Regions from separate parts of the Homo sapiens genome. Here region 2 is linked to region 1. The links are chromatin contacts, found by Hi-C or POLR2A ChIA-PET in ENCODE. All regions are on one chromosome and are shown on one strand. The core of a region is the stretch at or near the end of the contact, and the rest is flanking DNA. Distances in the headings are between cores, read along the strand shown. Region 1 holds the start of EPN2-IT1 (EPN2 intronic transcript 1). Region 2 overlaps EPN2 (epsin 2).

Evidence for each region. A loop is a pair of places that touch in the nucleus more often than their neighbours do. ChIA-PET counts read pairs that join two places held with the same protein, here RNA polymerase II (POLR2A). Pooled maps may share reads with other maps.
Region 2: a map with no recorded cell type shows a loop between it and region 1 (5-fold over the local background). The contact joins the enhancer-like site here to the promoter of EPN2-IT1 in region 1. A Hi-C loop is called at or near these places in 3 of 168 maps with a recorded cell type or tissue (GM12878, heart left ventricle and posterior vena cava), 6 of 37 single-sample maps with no recorded cell type and 8 of 50 pooled maps. POLR2A ChIA-PET finds 5 or more read pairs at or near these places in 8 of 52 experiments (GM12878, H1, HepG2 and 5 more).

What each region holds. Positions count from the first base shown.
Region 1 is chr17:19,269,393-19,273,479 of GRCh38, reverse strand. It overlaps EPN2-IT1 (EPN2 intronic transcript 1), which reads right to left and starts at 2,087. Exons shown (of 3, transcript NR_046824.1): 1 at 1,742-2,087; 2 at 205-346. The region is part of intron 1 of EPN2 (epsin 2); the gene reads right to left. RefSeq lists enhancers at 2,285-2,374, 2,385-2,654.
Region 2 is chr17:19,335,336-19,339,979 of GRCh38, reverse strand. EPN2 (epsin 2) reads right to left here. Exons shown (of 11, transcript NM_014964.5): 11 at 3,265-4,644. It also overlaps a transcript of B9D1 not described here. Among named protein-coding and RNA genes, the nearest start is that of MIR1180, 6.9 kb to the left of the region's middle. RefSeq lists a silencer at 1,779-1,988. Within about 2 kb of position 1,344, at least 8 of the 41 ENCODE cell types and tissues checked have a DNase peak (open chromatin) inside an H3K27ac peak, as active enhancers do; they include heart left ventricle, where a contact is called at or near this core.

The sequences.
Region 1 (4,087 bases), core at 838-3,337:
ATACTCATATACTTAAAGAATTTTGAAGAAAAACAAACATTTCAGACTTGACTTCTAGACAGTAGAGCAGGAAAAGGTAAACTGCCCATGTGCTTACTTGTCTCCCCTGGGACTTTCTTCTAAGGAAGAAAGATCCCTGCAGGTGTCAGTTAACCTACTGCCAAAGGGGAGCCAGGAAGGGCTGACTGCATAGGAAGAACCAACCTCTAAAAAAAAGGCTGAGCAGACCCACAGAATGGCCACTTTATTTGCAGGACGAGATGACCAGGCAGAGGCTCCTGAAGGGGAGTAGGAGGTCCACCCTCAAGAAGCCACCTAGGCAGCTTCTCCCAGGATCTGAGAGCCACTGGAACAGACACAGCAGAGCTCAAATTAGATGTCACTTGGCCTCCTAGAACTTGATATGTACTCAATTTTCTAAAAGCAGAAAGCAAGTACCAAAACATACACAAGGAATTTAATTTCTTGTTATCAACATGCCCTTATCATTTAGTCTCTGGGAGGAGCAGCCTGTGGGTGTAGAATACATGGGCAGGTGAGGAAATGCAGTCTTTTTAAAGACTGTGTGAAGAAAAGATGGGGTCTGGAGACCTGGTTTTGGCTGTTCCTGCCAATCCAGGAAAACAGGGGTATGGCAAGGAGCTGCACCTCCCCCTCAGTGTAGAGGATCAAACACTGTGACAGCACAAAGTGCAGGCAGCAACACTCCATAAAGGCAAATGAGAATTGTTGAATGCTCCCCTACCTCTCCTATTCCTCAAAGCAGTCTTACAAATGACCAAATTATGAACAGCATTCTTTTAAAAATCATGCCAAAATGCAAATAACATGATGTGGTAGTGAGAGGAGATGGGAATCCAGGGATCAGGGCCAATGCTGCGACCGCTCTGTAGCACCAAGAAGCCAGTACCCAGGGTCCTCGCTTCTAAAATGATGGAATTAAACCAGATGCTCACCCCAAATCCTTCAGTCCCAAAGGCCCCCATTCTGACCAGTGATTCAATTCCCTGCCATCTCCATGGTGTCATGAGAAACCCAAGCTTCTGATCAGCCCAGCCACAGGTCACCAACTGAGGGAGTAGAATTCCAGCCACAGCCAAGCAGCAGACGTTTTTGTTAGTCTGTGGGGCTTCATGGTGGGCAAAAAACTAGGGCTTCCCTTCAGCCTTTGGAAATGTGAAAAGCAGCCTTCAGAACCCTTCCCTCCTCTGAGGATGGCCGCTGTGACCCTTAGGCAGAGATTCCCCATTTCTCACACACTGTGGCTGTGCTAGAGAAAACACTGGCTGATGGGAGACGATGAAGCCAACCAGAGACTGGGTGCAGTGAACGGGAGCCTTTGATGGCTACTCACCCCCACCCCACAGGACAGGCCGAGCTATGGACTACCATTTGATCAGCATAATTTTCCAGCTTGAGACATCTGAAAAACATGCAGAGCTGCATGGGAAAATCTACATTCCCATGATCTCGTGTTTAATTTAGACCTGGCTGGTGGATGTGGTGGTGCTAACTGCTGGGCTGTCGCCATCTCGCGAGGAGCCTGCGAGAGTGTGGAAATAAAGGAGGGGCAGTGGATCCCCTCAGGCAGGGCCTGCTGACTTTGGGTTTCGGGCACAGTAGTGATGTAACATATTTTCTCAAAGAGAGCTCCAGATGCTGGCCAAGGAACAGGTATTTTTACACTGTGCATGTACAAGTGCAAGACCACAGCTGTGAGAAAAACAAGCGGTTTGCTCACCTCTGCCTTCCCACCTGTGCCTCCAGGAGGTCACATCTAACTCTTTCCATAGTAGCTTCAGAGGAACACGGTAGATTTCTGAACAATGCAGATTTCTGAGGGAGTTACTTGCAGGGACTGGTGGTAGTGATGGTTGATGTCCGCTGAGCCTCATCTAAGCAGCACTGCGGGATGGGCAGTGAGCCAGGATCTTAGAGACCACAAGAGCAGGCTCACCTTAGCTGAAGCTCAAAGGATGAGCTCCTTCATCCCAAAGGTGGGCTCTGGGGCAGAGCAATCCCTGAGGGTTAACTCTTTATGTGCCACCCACATGCTGCACTCTCATTTCCAGTCACTTTCCCTATGACCGGAAGTGGCTCCTGCCTTGCATTCTATGCACCTGCCATTTCCCCCACCCAGCGTCCTTCCTCTATCTGTCACTAGACTGGCTCCTTGTCACTCAGATCGCATGGCCTCCTCAGAACCCATCAGGCACTCTCTATCAACGTCACCAGCTGTCATCTGGAACAGAGCCCCTCCTCTATCTGACATTTCTTATGTGCCTGTTTATCTGTTTCTCTCCTGCCCCCACACCACCCCCCTGAGACCAAGGCCCAGCCTCTTTGCCACTGTCTAGAACAGTGCCTGGCACACACTCAGCCCTCAACAAACACCTTCCATGTGACACAGAAGCAAAAAATAAGAACACTGTTAAAGATACCCATTATCTCTCTACTCAGAGACTGCCAGAGTTCACACCTTGAGGCTGTTCTCCCAGTTCCTGTTTCCCTTTCGGTCTCCATTTCTTGAGTTAAAGGGCAAGTGCTGTATTGTCTGCCTAACAATAAACTGCCTGGGAACAGGAACAGCCCTACCAGGTGCTTAACACATGCTCCACACGAACCAGCACCTGCCGAAGCCCAGGCACCACGGGGCCTGAGAATCCACTCGATGCCCCTTACAGCTGGACTCAGGAGCGACACCAGCAGCCTGGGCAGCAGCCTAGGGCTGAAATATGTAGTTCTCACTCCGGCCACAGGGATTATGTCCTGCCTTTCCAGCTGCATGGTCCGAGGCAAGCTGAGCTTTCCTGAGCCTCTATTTCCACACCTCTCAAATAGAGGTAACAGGTGCTGCTCAGCATGGCTGTGAGGGTTGGTAAGAGTACGACTGGCAAATAAGAGGTGTCCAAATACCTGCCTCCTCTACTGTGTCCTGCCAAGGTGCAATGTCCACAGGGACATTTCTCAGCAGGTTCCTAAGGACAGCTCGGCAGGAGATGAAAGCCTACAGAGGCATCCCTATGAGAACACACTGGGTGGGAATCACCTACCAGAGGGGTGGGTGGCATTGTCCACAAGCATCTCTCTCTAGACTATACACACAACCTGTTCAAAACCATCAACAATCTTGCCTGCCCTTCTCCTCTGCAGCTGGCATTTCCAAGCAAAGTCTCAGATGTGCTCTTTGATACTAGTAACAGAACAGAATTAAAAGAGCAGTAAGAAACAGAAGGGGCTCTCTAAGAAGAGGCTAGTGAATACTAACTGAGCAGGTCACATGTGTCCACTGATGGCATCTTCATAACAATCCTATGGAGGAGTTATTCTTCTTATTCATATCTTACAGAGGAGGAAAAGTGAAGCAAAGAGAGGCTAAGTAACTGACCCAAGGCTGCACTGCCAGCAAGAGGTGGGACTAGGATTTGCTCTCAGACTCTGACTTCTGATCCCATCCTCTTAATCCCTATTCTTATTCTCATTCTTTGTAGCTTTAGACAAATTCAGTGCTCAAAATCGTAAGAACAAGAAACTTTCCTTTGCTGAATCTGCAGGCCTACAAAGGTCCCTCTTGTCTAGATGTTTGAGGCCAAAAGATGGCATGGAAACAACTGTTTTCCAGCCTCATGTTTTGTGGGCCATAATGGATCCTTTCCCCAGTCTCTCACCAAGTCAAACAAGCAGGAGCAAAGATGCTACAGCTAGAAGGGCCTTGGAAGTCAACCACGTGTAGATGCCAGGACCCAGAGCCATTCAGTGCTAAGCCAGGACAGAACCTGGCATTCCCAGCTCCCTTCAGTGCAGCCAGCAAAAGGGAAGAGGCTTTAACGCTATTCAAAGAAACTTTTACCTTGAAATGTGGAAGGTTCTACACGCTGGCAATACAATGGAGTCAGTCAGGGTGGAGGTCCAAAATAACAACACAGAGACTCTAAAACTATTCCTAAAAACGTGTTCTTCAGAACTCACATCCTCAAGAAATGATGCCTCTTTGGCTATTAACAGTGTCTTCTACTAAATCAGTCACACCGACTTTAACACCCTGAGAAACCTGCACTGTTCCTTTGAAATAGCTGTTGTCATCTGA
Region 2 (4,644 bases), core at 95-2,594, 67 kb before region 1:
CCACGCTTACTTGCTGTCCATGCTGTCGGTGTCACAAAGCTGCATGTTGACCAGCCTATCTCCCTTTTCTCCTGGCACACCAGAAGACTACATTTCCTAGGCCCCTTGTATCAAGGTGGGTCCATTTGGGTAGTTCTAGCCAAAGCAAAGTATGAAAAGGATCTTCACCACTGAGAGGTCTGACCCACTTCAGGGTCACACAAGCACTTCTCGTTCTTGTCCATGGCACCCTTTGAGGCACACATTGAAGAAAGCAGCATCATAAGGGAGGAGCCTGAGTCTGGGCACCCCAGCTTGCAGAGCACTGCCAGGAACATCTCCATTAGGCTTTTTGTGAGTGAGAAACACTCATAAGATACTGTGCTCAGCCAATGAGAGCTTGGGGTTATTTGATCCTGCATAGCCTATTCTATTGCAAATGATATGAAAATCAGGAGTGGGTTTCTGCTGTAGCCAAAAAACAGAAAAAACAAACTCTTGTTGGCTAAGCAGCTGCGTGGCAGGCAAAAAGAATACAGCTCATAAGCTGGACAGCAGGAGATCTATATTATGCAAGTACAAGACATTTGCTAAGACTCTCATGCTAACTTGGGAGGCAGGTTATGTGCCCCAGAGACAGCAGCTCTAGGGGAAAGGGACAGGCCAGATAGGATGTGCAGTGTGAGTTGGCTACTGTTGACTGCATTTTGGAATGCTATCACAGTAAGGAGGAAAGAACTGGCTAGTTTGCAAGCAGAAATGAAAGGCAACAATCTAAAAAAAATTAGCATCAAAAGGTTGCAAAAGACTTTCTCAAACTCTAATGAGAAAAGGTAAGATTCAAAATTGCTTTCAGCAATAAAGGCATAATAAAACTTCTCATCTGAACAAAATAACTTGGTCTTTTGGTAAATACGGAATTAAGGGGGTGGCTCTCCCATCATGATCCCAGATGGCCTCATGGTAGCTACCATTAAATTGAGAGAAGCATGGAGGTAAGGCAGCAAGGAAATAAGGCAGCTTATGTCTAGGAAAGAATTTTATGTGTGTGCTTGAGTTGTCCATTGCTGTGTAACAAATTACCCCAAAACTTTGTCACTTAAAACCACTATCATTTATCACTCATGATCCTACAGGGGACTGGGCTCAGCTGGGTGGCTATGCTACACTTGATTCTGGCTAGAGCTATTCCACTGAGCTGACCAAGATGATTACTCACATGGTGGGCTGTTGTCTGGGGCTCATGGGGGCTACTGACAGAACACCTCCGTTCTCCCCCATGTGGCCTCTCCATGTGTTTGAAGTTCTCATAGTACGACATGTGGGCTGCCAGCAGAACATGCCAAGAGGTCAAGCTCCATGTGCAGGCATTTATCAAGCCCCTCCTGCCATCATGGCACTGGCCCCATCTAGTCATATGGCCACGCCCATCAGGTGACGGAGACCACACTGGGAGACAAGGTCCATCAGGGGCCACCAAAGTAACACTCTGACCAAAATAATGCAGTTATTTGTACATGGAACTGATTAGAAGTACAAAGATTGCCACATTTTTGATGGAAGTGTGCAAAGTCCATGAGCCTGGACTGAAGCCTCTGGCTCACTCAAAACAGGTCCTGGCCTGGAACCATCCACCCACAGGCAGCAGGTGAGAAAGCTGAGCTTGGCCCAAGAGCTGCAGCCAAGGGAATACAAAAAAGGCCAGCTCCCCACCAGGGGGCAGAGCCCAGAGCAGGGCACCATCAGGTCCTTTCCCTCCTCACCGCAAGGCGACCTCAGTCTGTGCGGCAGCTTCCAGCACTGTGGGGCAGTCTCCCATTCTCTGCTCCTCCAAATGGAGCTGGACTGTGGGTACTGACCCCTGCCCTGCTTTGTTGTTATTGTTGGGGGAAGGGCACAGATCATAGGTCTTTCTAGTTTATAGGCTGTGTCTGCCTTGCTGGAGAAGGCTCTGTACTCCACAGAGCCCAGGACACAGGACCTTACTGTCTATGTTTGAGAAGAAGACTGAAATAACTCTCTGGGAGCCAGACAGTCCGCTGTGATAGAGACTGGCAATGTTAACCAAGCCCATTTCCCCACCTCCCACCCTCCACCACTAAGGAAGCCTGCACTTGCCCATCCCCACCCACCCCACATCTGGATGGGGGCCGAGGGCCTAATTCTGGCACTGGTGTGAGTGGCAGTGAGGCAATTCCAGGCCTGGCTGTAAGAAATCTATGCTTGACCCTTGTCCATTTTTCCCTTCATAGCCACCTTCAGGGCTGTCTGTCAAAGATAGCAGTGTTTCAAGATGAAAGCGGCTTGAGTCCCTGAGTCACTGACTTCTGTGAGAAACTTCCGCGGGAAGCCGCTGAGACCTGGAGATGTGTTACTGCAGCGTAACCAAGAGCATCCCACACACCCTTCTTTCTCTCCTGTCCCCTGCACTGAACGGGCACCCCCTGCCACCAGTCCCTAGCCTCCTAGCTCTGAGTCAAGCTTGTCTGCTTATCCTTGGGTGGACACCAGGAGCCAGGCACTTGCACAGAGAGCAGAGGGCTGCAGGGCAGTCCCAGACCTCCCTCCAGGCTCGTCTCAAGGCCTCTCCAACCCTTCCCATCAGGGTCTCCCAGCCGCCTCTGCCTCGGCCTTGCCTCTTCCCGTGACCAGAGCACCTCTTCCACCTCTGCTGCCTGGAGATGCACGTGTCCTCCCGCCGCTGCCCTCGTCTGGTTGGTGGCTCTGAGGCACAGGCCCTCTGTCGGTCAGCTGTTGCACAGCAAGCCACCTAAGAACCAGTGGCTCCAACAGGCCCTTCCTCTCAGGAACACGCAGTTGGCTGGGCAGCTCCACGCACTCCCTCCCTCTGTTGCCTCAGCTGACAGGCAGTGGCTTCCCAGAGCAGCTCTTCTGCAGCATGGACACAAGAGGAGGCAGAGCACAGGAAGCCTCTGGGGACCCGGCACACTGTCACTTCCACCTCATCCAAAGCAGCCTCCACCAGTGACAAGGCCGCATTAAGAGGGCGGACACAGAAGGGTAAAGGGCAGTGGCTAGCACTTCCCCCAGCACACCCGTGCAGGCCACCAGTCTCAGCACCTCACAAAAGGCACGCCTCCCACCCCCTTTCCCTGAGGTTCAGGGGCAACCAAATGCCCAGCTCACGCGGGCACTAGGACCAGGCTGGTGGCCTCAATAACTGCAGACCAAGCTCCACAAGAATCGGCTCCCTCATCTCCCACCTCTCCAGTGGCACAGGACTGATGAAGATGGGGTGGGAGAAGGACACAGCCAGAAACCGCATCATGGTACAAATGATAAATTATATTTATACAGTAAATAAGTATCAACAGTCAACACAAGTTCAAAACCAGCCACCGGCCTCTGGGACTGAGAAACAGCTGGGTGACTTCCTCCACCACGGTGCCCATCAGGAGGGAGCACGATGGCACAGGTGCAACATGCGTGGCAGTGGCCGGTGGCTTCATGATCAGTGCAGTGGGCAACAGGGACATGCACTCGGGATGGCCTGTGCCAGAAGATGGGGCAGGGGGCTGTCTTCTTGGGTCCCGGTGGCCCAGTGGCTGTCATGTTGGGGCCTCAAAGTCACATCATGAAAGACTCGTTACAAAAGAATCACTGACCCCAAGTAGTCGAGTCTAGTCTACTGACCTGTAAGGCTGGCCCAGGCCCTGCACCGTCTGAAGGAAAGCACCTTTCTGGGCAAGCATCCTGCCTCCCATCCCATTGCACCTCCCCACCCTTCCCCCGGCAGACGAGACCAGCCACCGGCTTACCCAAATGGCAGCGGGAGCCTAAGACCCAGCCGCAGGCCTGCAGTTCTGGCAGAAGGTGGCTGGTCAGGAACTCTAGACACGGCTCCTGGGACTGGAGAGGGCGGCCTCAGGAACAGCATGAGTGGGTGCAGTCCCCACTCAGAGCCTGCATGTCCCAGCAGCCCAGAGACCATTTAAGATCTCTCCTGTGCCGGTGCGAAGGGTAATCTTCTGGAACCAGAGAGGGGCTGGCAGGTGGTCAGCTGCCCTTAGAGCTAGAGGTGAGAAATTCCCATGGTGGAAAAAGGGCCAGAAACATCCACCAGGCAAGCTGCCCAGACACAGGATTGGGGGAATGTCCCCTCCCTGGGTAAAAGCAAGTCTTTTCTGGTCTTTAATGCACGACGTAATACTTTTACAGTGGTGGGTGAGGTGAGGACAGTAGGAGTTTGGAAGAGGGAGGTAATATTAGTGCATGTTTGTTAAAAATCCCTCCCAGGTGAATGACTTTTTTCTTCATCTCCAAAATACAAGAGAATTATTTTTAGGTCTCCAACTTAAAAATAATATCTGGAGTTAGCAGGTAGGTGGATCAGGGCCAGCCCTGGTCCCTTAGCCCCCCACCCCTGTCTTAGCCTAGGGACTGTTGCCCAGGGACCCGTGGGCACAGAAGCACCCCCCACCCCACGCCCTCGGGACAACTGCCATTTCCACATTATCCCCATCTTTAGCCTGAGCGTGGATTAAGACAGAGGAGATCACAGACACACAAGGTTAAAGATGTTTCTTCCATTTCAGATTTCCATTGTAAACAGAAGTCCTGTTAATCCCTGCATGCCTTTAATAAAAAAAAGGAATTAGTTGATAAAAATTGGTGAGTCACATTCATACATTAGATTTTTTTCTT